2 separate regions of the Homo sapiens genome follow, and region 1 is linked to region 2. Evidence: chromatin loops called from intact Hi-C (ENCODE). Cell type or tissue: endothelial cell of umbilical vein. All regions are shown on one strand. Each heading gives the region's core, and the rest is flanking DNA. Links, peaks and the distances in the headings are about the cores only. Region 1 has its middle 160 kb from the start of DAAM1. Region 2 has its middle 20 kb from the start of GPR135.

Region 1 (8,339 bases), core at 114-8,113, 420 kb after region 2:
TTTGGGGAATGTTTCTTCTATTTTTTTTTTTTTTTTAATGTGTCAAATGTATACATTTAATTGACTTTGTGTATCACTATATTTGATCCTTTTTATTCTTCTAACATTTTCTTTTAGCCAAATTATTTTTTATTCTTCATGTATGCATTTGCTGGTATTGTTTCAGCTTGTTTTTTAAAAAATCTTTTAGCTTTCTTTGCCTTATTTACCAATCAAATTATTATTTTTTTATTTCATATAAAATGTTTATCTTACCATATTATCTTGCTAACATGTCCTCTTAGATAATTTCATTCTTCTATCAAAATGTAATCTCAACATCCCATTTACCAGCATGATGTATGGTCACATTTTTCTTTTCCTTTTCTTTTTCTTTTCTTTTCTCTTTTCTTTTTTTCTTTTCTTTTCTTTTCTTTTTTCTTTTCAAGGTTTCCTTCTATTGCCCGCTGGAGTGCAGTGGAGTGATCTTGGCTCACTGCAACCTCTGCCTCCCAGGTTCAAGCGATCCTCCCACCTCTGCCTCTCGAGTAGCTGAGACAACAGTTATGCACCACTCCACCTGGCTAATTTTTGTATTTTTTCTAGAGATGGGGTTTCACCATATTGTCCAGGCTGGTCTCGAACTCCTGAGCTCAAGCAATCCACCCACCTTGGCCTCTCAAAGTGCTGGGATTACAGGCATGAGCCACCACGCCCATCCCACATTTCCTTTAAATGTGCCCATTAAATCACTTGAATCCCACCAGCGCCTTCTCTCCTGTAATACCCGGAAGTCTCAGGATGATTGACCTTTATCTCATTCAGGAGGTTGGTCCCTGATTCCCATTCCCAGTCATTGCTACATGCATCCAAGGTGCTCCATGTCAAATCTGTCTGGGGCTCCCAATTTACAATGCTTGAATACACAGCTCCTTCACCTGAAGGACCAGGTGAAGTTCTACTATTCCCTGCATCACCCAGAACAACTTGTGCAGATAATGGATGTTGCCTACCCAAAAGCCATTCCCCTTTCCTACTCTCTTGCTAGTATATAATCCTACCTGATAGAGAACAATGGGAAATATATCAGGGGCTTCAGGAAAAGGTTTTTCTTAGTAAGAAGAAATGCATGGGAGGAAAAACAACTTTCCATACACATTGAATGTGGTCAAATCTCCAAGTGATGCCTGGAACTACTGCCACCATTATGAGACAATGAGGGGAGAGGTTGTCAACATGCTGAGAATGGTGAGAGAAAAGACTGGAAGGATCTGGCTTCATTGCGCATATTAGTTTGCTGAACCAAATCTGGAACCACTGTGCCTCTGAGCTTCTCATGGAAAGTAATATACTTATTACCTATGCCAATTTTAGCTGGGTATTGTGTCATTCATAGGCAAAGGCATCCTAACTGGGACATACTGTCTCTATGGGAAGGTTCACAATTGCAGGGGTCAACCGCTAACCCCAGCTCTTTTCCACCCTCATGGTGATTTTATTTACGGGCCTCAATCACATTTTACTGCTACTTAGTTAAGCCACCATAATTCTCCCCAACAAGTTTCAGTAGCTATGAATTACTGATAGGAGTCAGATTCTTGTTCCTCACCTCCCACCAAATGTTTGGACTCATGCAAATTTGCCTACAAATTCCTAAGCAACTGTCAAGTTCATTGTCTTGGTCCATTTTGTATTGCTGTGCAGGAATATCCGAGGATGGGTAATTTGTAAATAAAAAGGGACTATTTGGCTCACAGTCCTGATGGCTGAAAAAGTTTGAGATTGGGCATCTGCATCTGGTGAAGGCCTCAGGCTGTTTCTACTCATGGTGGAAGGTGAAGGGAAACTGACTTGTGCAGAGATCACAGGTTTGCAGAGAAAGGAAGCAAGAGAGAGAGAGGTGAGGTGCCAGGCTCTTTTCAACAACCAGCTGTCATGGAAACTAATAGAGTGAGAACTCACTCGCCCCAGAGGGAGGGCATTAATCTGTTCATGAGGGATTCACCCCCTGACCCAAACACCTTCCATTGTGCCCCACCTCCAACATTGAGGATCAAATTCAAACAAGAGATTTGGTGGGGACAAACAAACCATATCCAAACTACAGCATTCATTATGTCAAATTTTCTTACAGAATAAAAATGCAAAAGTTCTCTTCACTGTGCATCTGCTACACAATAACTTCATAATTATAGAAGCAAAGTATGCTCATATAAAGAACTAGAAAATACGAAAAGATGAAAAGACAAGAATTTCAATATACCATCCAGAAACATGTTCACTTTGAACATGTTCACATGTATTTTTCTTTTGAATCTTACGCAATTGAAATCATACTGCACCTACTATTTTGTATCCTGATTTATTCACTTAACATTATATTGTTTTTCATTTTGCATTACTATTTTTCAAAAATCACGATGTTTAATTTTGGAAAATATCCTATTATGAGGATGTACCCAAATATATTTAATCATTCTGTTATATAAAAAGAAGATATATAATATAGATGTTAAATCTATGGGTTCTGGAACCAAAATCCCCACTCCAATTTGTATTAGATGTGTGACCTTCAGCAAGTTGCTTAACCTTTTGGAGGCATGGCTTTCTCATCTCCAAAATGGGTATAGTAATAACACCTACCTGCTAGGCTTGTTGTGAGAAACAAGTAAGAGGGCTTAGTAGGATCTGGTACAAAGTTAATATTCAATAAAGATTTGTTATTGTTATTATTATTATAAAAATGTGAGGTTATTTTCCATTTTCTCAAACGTAAATAGGACATCCATTCCTCAAAACATCCTTGAACATACATCACTTTTTGCATCTGATTAATTTTTGGAATCATTTCCTAGAAAGGGAATTCTTGGTTAATGCCTATTTTATTTTGATAATTTATCAGATTTTTATAAAGATGAAAAAGCAAATTCAAGCCTCAAGGGGAAAGGGTGAAAAGAATACATTCCCTGAACAAAATAAGTATTTTCCTACTCACTGTCCCAACATTATAGGGCAGATTCACCCATATCCTTAAAAGTTGAGCTTTCTATCCTTAAATTGAAGTAAAGAAGTTCATCCATAGGTCAAAATTAGCTCTTAACATAATGACAGGTCTGTTTTGGGCACTACTTAGATGGCATGCTGGAATGGTATTTTCTTTTTCAGTAATAGATTCTCACTTTCCTTTTTGAAAAGAAATGTGATTAAGCAAAAATCTATGCTCTTTTATTCATACAATTATTAAAAACTCATGGGAGCACAAGAAGTGGCTAAGAGGGTCCTTTCTGGAGGGACCCTCATTGTAGCTCCCCAGGTATAATTTTAATGAGCAATTAAGGAGTCTCGTCAATCAATTGTCAATTTCCTCAGATACACTTTTCATTCATTCTACATTCTGATTGAGGTTGTTAGCATATCTTTAGCTGCCTGCTTGCCACTACTTCTAAGAAAGGCCACAGCCTCTGTCCTGAATTCTTAGTTACTGGTCCATGAATACTCTACCCATGATGGCAGACAATGAGAAAATAATGAAAGGAAGAATGCACCTTCTGTCTTCCCTGCTCAGAAAATCCCTTCACCAGACTCACTTCTCCTACCTAATCCTTTGAATCTTTAGATTGCATATAAACATTGTTTTGGGTTCAGTTTAATGGCATAAGAGCCATTAAGAAATACTCCACTAACTTCCAGCGGTTTGAAGTCTAGATTCTGTGACAGATTGATATGTTTTAAAATGCACCCTTCCTGAAAGGACGCTCTGTAACTTACGTCTGTGCCACTTGCTTCTGCTGCCCTCCTGTGGCTTCCCGGGGTCCTAACAACGTGTGCAGCCTTTTGTCCAGCTGCCCAGTCTCACCCTTTGTCATCTGTTTTCTCTGCTGTTTATTCTCCTCTTTACCCTCATCTGTGATAGCTGTAGGAATTCAGGCCCTCAGTGACTCATCCAGATTTATGGCTCCAATTTGCCCCCAGGATTGCAATGTTATGCTCTGCTAGACTCTATTCCCTTCCAGCATTGGTGCTCCTCATGTGTGACTAAATGCTCTTTCTTCTTTGATAGGAAGTGTATATTCTAAGTAATGGTGCATTCAGTTAAGTGATTATTTGTTTAAAAATTATATTCTCAATCCTCGCTTATAATATGCCACTTCATCAGGCGCCAATGATCAGGCTGGGCACATGTGTTAGCAAAGCTTGGCTTGTTCACTGTGTGTATTACAGGCATTTGCAGGGAGATTTTTCGCAGGAGCCTTTGTCTTTTATTTTTTACTTTTCTCACCATGCAGTCAAATATGCCTTTTCTTAGTTCAGCGAGCCTTGTTAAGTTTGATCTACAATCTAGGGAAGACTTCTAATTCAGAGTAATTTGCCAAGATGAAAGACCTGATCTGCTTTAAGAGAAATTAATCATTTCCCTTTGCCTGGAACTTTCTCAAGTTTTGAGGAATGATTTTGTCTCCTTTCTGCATGGAAACATTCTTTTAAAATTTTTAAATATTTTAATTTCATTGCAAGACAATAGTAAGTGGGGTAAGACTGAGGTCTAGCATTAAGAACAGTTATCTACTCATTGTCTTTTAACACATCAGTACTTTTTAAAGAATGCAGGTAAATGATACTAGGTCCTGGATATATGACATATACTAGTGATTTATTTATTTTAATTAATTAATTTATTATTATTATTTTGAGACAGAGTTCACTCTGTCACCCAGGCTATAATGCAGTGGCGCGATTTCGGCTCTCTGTAGCCTCTGCCTCCCTGCTTCAAGTGGCTCTCATGCTTCAGCTTCCCGAGTGACTGTGATTATGGGTGCCCGCCACCACGTCTGGCTAATTTTTGTATTTTTTGGTAGAGATGGGTTTTTGCCATGTTGGCCAGGCTGGTCTTGAACTCCTGACCTCAGGTGATCTGCCTGTCTCAGCTTCCCAAAGTGCTGGGATTACAGGCATGAGCCACCGCCCCCGGCCTATACTAATGATTTAGATATTAGGACGAGTATGACCTCTAGTGCTCTCTACCTTTGTGACCAGGTCACTCAACCTCACAGCATCTCACTTTATTCATCTTTAAAATAGACATTATAATACATATTTTGCAGGGTTGTTATGACAAACCGATGTGACATTTTACACACTGTAAATCAAGATATAAATATAAAATATTATTATGTATGCCCTTTTTTGGGGGGAAATAAAGGAATACAGCATCAAAACAACCAACCAACAAAGATGCTTCTCTAATGGGCCCTTTATAAAACTTAGCTAGTAGCAGATAATTCAGAAAAATAAATTGTATTCTAAAGATAGTTTCTTCTATTGACCTATCTTAAATATGAGAACTTTTTTTTCTTTATTTCTTCTAAAACAAAAAAACCATGATACATGTGCAGAACGTGCAGGTTTGTTACATAGGTATACGTGTGCCACGGTGGTTTGCTGCACCTATTGACCTGTCCTCTACGTTCCCTCCCCTCACCCCCTACTCCTCAAAAGGCCCTGGTGTGTGTTGTTTCCCACTCTGTCCATGTGTTCTCAATGTTCAGCTCCCACTTATGGTGAGAACATGCGGTGTTTGGCTTTCTGTTCCTGTGTTAGTTTGCTGAAGATGATGGCTTCCAGCTTCATCCATGTCCCTGCAAAGAACATGATCTCATTCCTTTTTATGGCTGCATAGTATTCCATGATGTATATGTACCACACTTCCTTTATCCAGTCTATCATTAATGGGCATTTGGGTTGGTTCCATGTGTTTGCTATTGTAAATAATGCTGCAATAAACATATGTCTTTATAGTAGAATGATTCATACTCCTTTGGGTATATGCCCAGTAATGAGATTGCTGGATCAAATGGTATTTCTGGTTCTAGATCCTTGAGTAATTGGCATAATGTCTTCCATAATGAGAAGACAGAAAATATGAGAACATTTGTAGTGTATATAATTTACAGTTTCTACTATTAAAGCAAAACCTCCTAGCACAGATAGACCTTAGGTTGTAATTCACAAAACAATGAACTTGCATTTGGGGGAGAAAATAGGACAATTCCAAACTTAGATATTTTCGTAAGTGATTCTGGCCAGTTCCTGAGTCCAGTTGATTTTAAGGCACAAGATTGACCTGAAACAGTCAAAATGGTCACCTTACAAGAGAAATAGAGAAAACATAGCAGAAAATGCACGAGCATCATTAACAAATTCCTCTACGTGACTTCAAAGACACATTCAGGGAAGGCTACCCCCACTGAGGAATTGCTTTCCCAAGTCCTGTTGCTGCTGGCTTCAATGTGGGGCCACCTCATTTCATTAGCCTTCATTCTGCACAGCTGCCAACCATTACTTCCTCCCTTGGATCTTAGGAAGTCTTAACTGTCATTTCAAGAGTCAGATTATATAATAGTTTAACTGAAACATTGTAGTTGTTTTTGGCACAATGACCTATGTCAGATAAATTTTTAAAATAAGTAGAACACCTTTTTATTTAAAATTTGTTGATTTAGGAAGTATTTGTATAGGTTCGTTACATGGGTCTACTGAATGATGCTGAGGTTTGGGCTTCTAATGTTCTTGACACACAAGTAGTGAACATAGTACCCAATGGGCAGGTTTTCAACACGTGTTCCCCTTCCTCCCTCCCTGCTTTTTGGAATCCTCAGTGTTTATTGTTCGCATCTTTGTGTCTATGTCTACCCAATGTTTAGCTCTCTCTTAGAAGTGGGAACGTGTGGTATTTGGTTTTCTGTTTCTGTGTTAATTCACTTAGAATAATGGCCTCCAGCTGCATTTATGTTGCTGCAAAGGATATGATATCATTCTTTGTTATGGCTGAGTTGTATTCCATGGTGTATATGTGCCACATTTTCTTTATCCAATCCACTATTCATAGGCACCTGGTAGAGCCCCCTTTTAAAACCAAACCCCACATGGAATTCCAGTTTATAAAAGAGTTCAGAGAGGGAACTACTCCACTTGAAGGAGGGGTTGGGAAAGTGTCTAAAATATCTGAGATCCTCTTTCACCCCTTCTTCCAATCCTCTGGTAGTGGCTCCCCAGCCACCTCCAAAGATCTTTAAGACTCTAGGCAGCACAAACTGAAAAAAAGTAATCTATGCCAATATAACAATTGATTTTCTAAATAAGAAACTAGAACAAAATTCTACAATAATTAAAGGATTAGCTAGCAATGAAAGAAACCAGATCAGTCTTGAGAGAGAAGATTCCTGAGAAAAGAAGCAAAGGAACTGTCTGGAATCACGGTCATGTTCTGTATCTTGACAGGCGTATGGGTCATACAGGTGTAAGCTGTTGTCAAAACTAAAGTGTACAGTTAGGATCTATGATCTCACCATACATAACATAAAATAAAATAACTGAAGGCCAGATCCAGCTGAAATCCTGTTGGTCTCCAGATAAATACTGACTCATATTCACTTAACTAAAAAGATGCCCTGTGGCTTGAGTTTGTTTCATCTATAAAGATCAAGCACATGTTTATGGAGCATCACCTATTTTCGGCTATAATTCCAAATTAAGTAACACAATTCAACAACATTAGCTCAATGGTTGCAAGGTATATCATTGTTCAACTTATAGTCCCAATTTATCTTTGATAGCGATGCAGAAAGAACAAACTGCCCATATTAAATCAATCAATACTTCGTACCATGATCAGGAGACTAAGTACCATAATACCATGGACACCATTCCCAGAAAAATGACTCCGTAAAACAGCTGAGTTTCAGGTCAAAGTAAAGTGTTAATTCTCAACTGGAACTAAGAGTTAAGAATTTCATCCCCAAACAGTGGCTCATATAGTTTTTGATTCTTTACACACCATCATGATTTTGATCAAATCTAAAGATTTTCCCTTTAGATGTGTGTGCATGCATACACAAATACACATGCACACACTGCAAATATTGCAGGCATATTCAGAGGCTAATACTGCCCGAAGCCTATCCATGGATTCCAGGTAAAGAATCTGCACTCAAAATCTTTTCTCAGCTGCAGAAAATCTCATTTGAGACTAATCACTATAGTGTGGTAGAATAATAAAGAAAATTTCGCAGGGGCCATGAGTTAATGTTGTATTTCTGAGGTAGTTGGGTTTTTTTATTGTTGAGAAATTAGTTTTCTTCAAATTGGCTCACATTAAAATAATATCTAAGATATGTGCAGCATTGTTTGGTTTTCAGAGCACTGGCATATAATGCCATAAGACTTACTTCAGGAATTTTATATAATAGACATCCACTGAATTAAAATTTAAAGTCCTGTGTCTCACCCAGCAATTCTAGAAGGTTTCAACTTCATTTGTGGATAGGAAAACTCAAGTACAGAGTACCCAATATGAGCTGGCT
Region 2 (8,339 bases), core at 175-8,174:
AGAGTGGGAGAGATTAAGCTGAAGGAAGATTTTGTGGTAAAGGGTGATATTGTGGGGTTGTTAGAAGAAACATTTGTCATTTAGAATTATTGGTGATGGCCTGGATATGGTTTTGTATGAATTGAAAAACTAAACGGAATAAGAGAAGGAGAAAAACAAGTATTAAAGGTCTAAGAATTGGGAGGACCTAGGACATCTAATTAGAGAGTGCCTAAGGAGGTTCAGCATAGCCTTGCCAGCAAAGATTATTTATTTACTTTAAGAGTTAAGAGTGGCAGTTTGGGGATAGCACCAGGAGATATCAGCTGTGATGACTTGGAGAAACACTGTAAACCGGCAGTGTAAACAAGAGCAGGGCATGTATGAGTAGTTGAGAACAGTGAATAGGAGTATGACTAGACAGAAGATAGTAGGGATGACAAGTTTTTTTGGGGCACAGTCCAAGTTGGTCTGGTGTCTGGAATGAGACTGGGGCCTAATAAAAAGGAGCGTCCATACAGGAGCTCAAGTGGGCTGTACCTTGTAGCATTCTGAGGACAGGCCTGAATTCTGAGAAGAGAAAGAGGTAAAAGTATTGTCCAGTCTTTTTTAAGTTGGTGGCTGAGCTTGGTGAGGTGTGTTTTTAAAAGACTATTAGTCCGTTCTACTTTTCTTGAAGACTGAGGACTGTAAGGGATATAAAGGTTTCACTGAATACTGAGTGCCTGAAAAACTGCTTGGGTGATTTGACTAGTAAAGGCTGGTCTGTTATCAGACTGTATAGAGGTGGGAAGGCTAAACTGAGGAATTATGTCTGACAGAAGGGAAGAAATGACTGCGGTGGCCTTCTCAGACCCTGTAGGAAAGGCCTCTACCTATCCAGTGAAAGTGTCTACTTAGACTAAGAGGTATTTTAGTTATCTGACTCAGGGCATGTTGAATAAAGCTAATTTGCCAGTCCTGGGTGGGGGCAAATCCTCGAGCTTGATGTGTAGGGAAGGGAGGGGGCCTGAATAATCCTTGAGAAGTAGTAGAATAGCAGATGGAACACTGAGAAGTTATTTCTTTGAGGATAGATTTCCACGATGGAAAGGAAATGAGAGGTTTTAAGAGGCAAGCTAGTGGCTTGTACTATAGCATAGCCTGCCTTTGCTGGTGTGTGGCGATTAGACCTGGTGGAACTGCCATCAATAAACTAAGTGTGATCAGGGTGAGGAACAGGAAAGAAGGAAATATGGGGAAATGGGGTGAACGTCAGGTGGATCAGAGAGATGCAGTCATGAGGGTCAGGTGTGGTATCTGGAATAATGTGGGAGGCTGGATTGAAGTCTGTGCCAGGAACAATGGTAATTGTGGGACTTAACAAAGAGTGAGTACAGCTGAAGGAGCTGGGAAGCAGAAAGTATATGCGTCAGGTATGAGGAAGAAAATAGATTTTGGAAGTTATGAGAACTGTAGAGAGTGAGTTGAGCATAGTTTGTGATTTTTAGGGCCTCTAAAAGTATTAAAGCAGTGGCAGCTGCTGCACGCAGACATGAGGGGTAGGCTAAAACGGTAAGGTCAAGTTGTTTGGACAGAAAGGCTACAGGCTGTGGTCCTGGCTCTTGTGTAAGAATTCTGACCGCAGTAACCATGCCTAGGAAGGAAAGGAGTTGTTGTTTTGTAGAAGGTGCTGGGGGTTGAGAGATTGGTCGGACATGATCAGCAGGGAGAGCACGTGTGTTTTTATGAGAATTATGCTGAGATAGGTAACAGATGAGGAAGAAATTTGAGCTTGACTGAAGTAAGGGGGGTTGTCTATGAAGCTTTGCGGCAGTACAGCCCAGGTAATTTGCTGAGCTTGATGGGTGTCAGGGTTAGTCTAAGTGAAAGCGAAGAGAGGCTGGGATTAAGCGCGCAAAGGAATAGTAAAGAAAGCATGTTTGAGATCCAGAACAGAATAATGGGTTGTGGAGGGAGGTATTGAGGATAGGAGAGTATATGGGTTTGGCACCACAGGGTGGATAGGCAAAACAATTTGGTTGATAAGGCGAAGATCCTGAACTAACCTGTAAGGCTTGTCTGGTTCTAGGACAGGTAAAATGGGGGATTTGTAAGGAGAGTTTATAGGCTTTAAAAGGCCATGCTGTAGCAGGCAAGTGATAACAGGCTTTAATCTTTTTAAAGCACGCTGCAGGTTGGGATATTGGCGTTGAGCAGGGTAAGGGTGATTAGGTTTTAATGAGATGGTAAGGGGAATGATCGGTCACCAAGGAGGGAGTAGAGGTATCCTATACTTGGGGGTTAAGGTGGGGGATACAAGAGGAGGATGCAAAGGAGGCTTTGGATTGGGAAGAAGGGCGTCAATGAGATGCGGCTGTAGTCCAGGAATAGTCAGGGAAGCAGATAATTTAGTTAAAGTGTCTCAGCCTAATAAGGGAACTGGGCAGGTGGGGAAAACTAAAAGGAGTGCTTAAAAGAGTATTGTCTAAATTGTACCAGAGTTGGGGAGTTTTAAAGGTTTAGAAGCCTGGCCGTCAATACCTACAACAGTTACGGAGGCAAGGGAAACAGGCCCTTGAGAAGAAGGTAATGTGGAGTGGGTAGCCTCCATATTGATTAAGAAGGGGACGGACTTACCCTCCACTGTGAGAGTTACTTAAAGCTAGCATCTGTGATGGTCTACGGGGCTTCCAAGGCGATCGGGCGGCATCAGTCTTCAGCCGCTAAGCCGAGAAGATCTGGGAAGGAGTCAGAGAAGCCAAGAAGATCTGGGAAGGAGTCAGAGAGCCTTGGGCCAGAGTTCCAGGGGCTCTGGGAGTGGCTGCCAGGTGAGTTGAACAGTCTGATTTCCATTGGGGTCCTGCACAGATGGGACGTGGCTTAGGAGGAATCCTGGACTGCAGGCATTCCTTGGCCTGGTGGCCAGATTTCTGGCACTTGTAGCAAGCTCCTGGGGGAGGTGGTTCTGGAGGAACACCTGGCCACTGTGGTTTAGGCGTTTGGAAGTTCTTGTGAGCTGGAGATGTGGCTGGGGTTTGTCTCACAGTGGAGGCAAGGAATTGCAACTCCGAAATATGTTGCTACTTAGCCGCCTCTATTATTGTACACCTTGAAGGCAAGGTTAATTAAGTCCTGTTGTGGGGTTTGAGGGCCAGAATTTAATTTTTGGAGTTTTATTTAATGTCGGGAGCAGATTTGGGTAATAAAATGTATACTGAGAATAAGACGGCCTTTTGACCTTTTAGAGTCTAGGGCTGTAAAGTGTCTTAGGGTTGATGCCAAACGAGCCATGAACTGGGCTGGATTTTTATATTTGATGAAAAAGAGCCTAAACGCTATCTGATTTGGGATAAAGAAAAAGGAGCATTAACCTTGACTATGCCTTTGGCTCCAGCTGACTTTTTAAGAGTAAATTGCTGGTCAGGAGGGGGAGGGCTAGTTACGGAACGAAACTGTAAGCCGGACCGGGTGTGAGGAGGGGAGATGATAAAAGGATTATAGGGTGGAGGAGCAGAGGCTGAGGAAGAATTGGGATCTAGCTTGGCCTGGCAAGGAGGGGAGGTGTCGTCCCTGCGTGGTCTGACACCTCTGAAACCTGGGTGAATAATCAGAGAGGTGTGTCCCTGCAATGATTAAACACGAAGGGAAGGCTGCCTTCCTTAGTCCGTGACTGGCGCCAGAGTTTTGGGTCCACGGATAAAACGTGTCTCCTTTGTCTCTACCAGAAAATGAAAGGAATTGAAATTAAGAGAAGGGAGAAATTGAAGTGTGGCGCCAAGATTGAAAGAAAGAGGTTGAGGGATAGCGAGGGAGGTTGGAGAAGACAGTAAAAAGAGGCCGCTTACTGGATTTGAAATTGGTGAGATGTTTTTTGGGCTGGTCGGTCTGAGGACCTGAGGTCGTAGCAGAGGCCTGACATCTTTCTTAGAGGAATGTGCTCTCTGGTCAAAAGTAGAGAATAACTCCATGAGATTAAAGCAAAACATGCATCTACCTGATTCAATATGTTCAAGGGCCCCACTACATGGGGCAGTTTAATTGTTGGTTTGTTTTTTGAGACAGGGTCTTGCTCTCACCCAAACTGGAGTGAGGTGCAGGATCATAGGTCACTGTAACCTCCAACTCCTAGGCTCAAGCAATCTTCCCACCTCGGCCTCCCAAGTAGCTAGGACTACAGACATGCACCATCATGCCCAGCTACATTGGGCAGTTTAAAAGTAAAAAAATTTGTCAATCTACTTGTTTACTCTCCAGAGAACATAATCGATTTGACTGAAAAAAATTAATACTGGTTTATCTTTAGCTACCAGGACTACAGACAAACCAAAGGAAAGGCAGCACATATTTCCTTACTTTCTGGCAGTCATTAAGTTCCTGCTGGTTTCTGGATGTCAGGGGTCCAGAGACAAGTACATATTTTCTTTTCTTTTTTTTTTTTTTTTTTAGTATTTATTTATTTATTTAGAGACGGAGTCTCACTCTGTCGCCCAGGCTGGAGTGCAGTGGCACAATCTCAGCTCACTGCAAGCTCCATCTCCCGGGTTCACGCCATTCTCCTGCCTCAGCCCCCCCAGTAGCTGGGACTACAGGCGCCCGCCACCACGCCCGGCTAATTTTTTGTATTTTTAGTAGAGATGGGGTTTCATTGTGTTAGCCAGGATGGTCCCGATCTTCTGACCTCGTGATCCACCCGCCTCGGCCTCCCAAAGTTCTGGGATTACAGGCGTGAGCCACGGCACCCGGCGACAAGTACATATTTTCTTGATAGCACTACTACAGTACATCTATTCCCGTTGTGAAGGGGGAAAATTCAAACAGCAGTTCACCTGCAATTTGAAAGCCTGAAATACTGCTGATTCCCCACAAGGAGGCTCCATTATCAAGTACAACAATTTTCAAAGCGGGAATGCCCCAACGATTTTGAAAAGCAACACATCAGAACACATTAAACTTTCATAATCTTTAAATGCTTTAACATTCTTATTGATAACAGTTTGGCTTTAATTATCACATAAAAATTTAATCTATCATTTTTGTGCTATGCAAAGCCAAGACAAATGTATCATATATTAAATACATAATTTAATTAAGCTGAGTATTTAAACAAGGCCGAATTTTTTTCTCAGTGGGAGGAAGGGAGGACGATTGGTGATTATACTAAAAACCAATTTTCTTATGCTTCAGTTATTACATGTGATCAAAGAGTTATCACACAGGTTCAACTTTGGCTTTCTAAGTCAAACAAACAAGCTTTATCTTGGCTAAAATTCTTTATAAGGCAAAACATATTGACTGGTAGCTCATTGCCTAATTGATAACACATATGTCATGGCATTATTTTAATATGACTCTTTAACAATAAAACAGTTAATATTTCCTATTGGATCGTGTAACATCTTAAAATATTGGTAATAACAGTTCCAAATGGTTATAAATGTATTTGAAGTATTTGAACAGGAAATAGAGACTAAATATATACATAAATAATTTGTTACAATTTAGATTTCTTTGAATGCATAATGTTGAAATTAGTTTTTCCTTTTGCATCTTTAATTCTCTGAAAGAAGAACTTAGAATGACTTTTAGTGCTCTAAGCGTTCAATTAACTTTTCATTTAAATTATTTATTTTATATGATGGATGGAATGCATCAGGGCAACTGAGAAATAAGGCAAATTTCTTACATTTGGAAAATAGAGTTAGGCTTGTGATTTGAAAGTTTTAGTTTTCTAAGACTATTCTTTAGAGAGTGGGATTTGGGATGTATCTAGCATTTATTGATTGCCTCCATGAAGTCCTTTGCTCATATTATTTCATATCAATGGGCCGGATATTACTATTCCCCATTGCATAGATGAAGAAGCTGAGACTCAAAGAAAAATAACTTGTTCAAGATAATATAGCCAGCTAAACAACAGCAGGATTGGGATTAGAACCCACAGCAGGGATGGATGGGAAGAGAGGCAGACAAGGGTGGAGGTTTGGGGATCTGAGAGTGAGGAGGAGGCAGGATGAAATTAACAAGGGTAGAATCTTTTCTGGGAGTTCACAGAAGTAGTAATTTATATCCCTTAGCATGCCTCCTTTATCCCTATCAGGCCCTCTGCGGCTGGATGAATCTCTGTTTTTCCAGTCAGTTTGAATCTTAGCATCAATATTATATTTGAAATGTAAGAGTGAAATTGCCTTTCTGTGACATCTTTTTAACTGATTACTGGGCACTTAGGCAACCAGCTCCCGAATGTCTGGTTACTCTTAATAAAGGTCAGGATTGCACCTAGCTAGCCTCACTAATAGAGGAGACCTTGTGGCCATCTTTCATAGCAGCCTGAGGCAAGTTGTCATGAATTCACTGAAACTTGCTGATTTCCCCTGTGCACCTGAAAGAACCTGGTTCCCTTAGTGATGTCCATTCAGCCTGAATAACTCTACTGCTTCCCCTCTGCCAGCACACCACCCACCCTGTCAACGATGGTGAAAATCTGCAACCTCTTGTTTACCTTCATGTGTGGGGAGCCTCTCCCATCCTTCTCACAAGGATATAAGGAGATTGCATTCTAACTTGCTTTGATTACTCTTAGCTTACATACAGAATCACCTCTTTAGAGGAAAGGGAAGTTTCTCCCAGTTCTGTCTTTGGAAATGGGAGATTGGTCTTGGAGTCTTAGACTAACACAGATAGATCATTAATCACAAAGACTGTCTCTGGAAACTGAAAAAGGTCAGATTCTCTTAGAAACTGTGGGATGGGTGTGGTGGTACATGCTCATAATCCCAGCACTTCGGGAGGCCAAGGTGAGTAGATGGCTTGAGTCCAGGAGTTCAAGACCAGCCTGGGCAACATGGTGAAACCCCATCTCTATGGAAAAAAAAAAAAAAAAAGTTGGGTGTGGTGTTGTGTGCCTGTAGTCCCAGCTACTCAGGAGGCTGAGATGGGAGGATTGCTTGAGCCCAGGGAGGGTGAGACTGCAGTGAGCCGAGATCATGCCACTGTACTCCAGCCTGGGCAATAGAGTGAGATGAGACCCTGCCTCAAAAAAATAAGTAAATAAAATAAAAATGAAAAGAAAGAAACTGCACAATAAGACAAGGGCAGGGTGGAGAGTTTGTTTTAGTTACACAAGACACCCATGCAACACGACAACACCCCTTTAAAACATACAAAGTCACATAACTTCAGAATTTCAAGATTTAGTTAAAAAAGAAAAGAAAGGATGGAAAATGTGATACTGTATACATTTTCTGCTGTCTTTGTGCTACTGAACATTCTCTAATGAATGTCTCCTAAACATCTTTCTGTGATCTACTTTGAAAGGAGAACAGAAGGGAGGGAAGAACAGAGAGGAGACTAAAGAGAGATAAGGAGAGGGAAGGAAGAAGAGGGGGCTAAGGAGGGAGAGAAGAAGATAAAGAAAATTTACAAAAGAAAGGAAGAAGGAGAGAGAGAAGTTGTTTGCTATTGTGGCATATTAGGTGAGCAATGAACACTTTGTGCATTTATTCGTTTGACACACAGTTATCGAGCATCTATTATGTGCCAGGCTCTTAGACCCCGGTTGAAAGCAGTGAAACAGATAGTTGTCTTATGAAGCACATAGATTGGGCGAGTCACAAAATTTTTTAAATAAAGTAAATTAGGTTGCAAATACACTCTTAGTTCACTTTATTTTTACATTATTCCTCTCATCCTCCATAACAATGCCTCTCATTCTACTCATAAACCCAAGTAATATAAATGAGCCACTCTAGACTATTAAAATATACCATTGTCTCAAAAAATGTTTTTCAATGTAAGCATATTTGTACTTTTGCTTTCTTAATTGGAGCAATGTTTTTGTATTACTGCGTGTCTACACATTTTTTAAAGAGCTGATAAAAAGATGTTTGTTCATTTCTATATAGTCTACTCAATCAGCCTATTTGCAAAAATTTTCCTGAAAAATAGGTAGTGGAGAAAAGTCAGGGTCAAGAGTGGATTTTATTCTAAATCAATATTTGGGATAAATGCAAACAAAAATAATCAGAAATTAAACAAAGAATATTGGATTTAACATGAAATGGATAACCTGACAGCCTCTTCTAAAACAAATAAAATACTCTTGTGTATCAAAGCGCTTAAGTCCATAACAGAGGTGAACTTGAGGTCAATGCTGTCAAATAATTTCTAAGTAGTTTCCAGATTTTTTTCTTTTTTTTTTTGCCTTTGGTGCCGAAAAGGCTAATCAACTTTATGTACTTACAACTTACCTTCAATTTATCAAACTGCAGGTATAATAGTCAAAATATTCAACAACCAATATGGTATGAACACAGATGCTGCTTCTATATCTTAAAATGTATTTTTCAGCATCCTGGCTGAATAAACATCCTCCCTAATTA

The links. Peaks named below come from ENCODE experiments on the same cell type or tissue, not always from the same donor. Only the 100,000 strongest peaks of a DNase experiment are listed, where the experiment ranks them.
Region 1: a loop joins it to region 2, with 15 times the contacts of the local background. A loop is called at or near these places in 28 of 110 quality-filtered maps.

What each region holds. Positions count from the first base shown.
Region 1 is chr14:59,024,200-59,032,538 of GRCh38, reverse strand. No RefSeq gene overlaps it. Among named protein-coding and RNA genes, the nearest start is that of DAAM1, 160 kb to the left of the region's middle. RefSeq lists a silencer at 3,758-3,807. In endothelial cell of umbilical vein, for the core only: a CTCF peak has its summit at 3,792 (motif pointing left); a DNase peak (open chromatin) is centred at 3,788; H3K27me3 peaks cover 309 bases.
Region 2 is chr14:59,440,892-59,449,230 of GRCh38, reverse strand. No RefSeq gene overlaps it. Among named protein-coding and RNA genes, the nearest start is that of GPR135, 20 kb to the left of the region's middle. In endothelial cell of umbilical vein, for the core only: a CTCF peak has its summit at 4,812 (motif pointing right); a DNase peak (open chromatin) is centred at 4,860.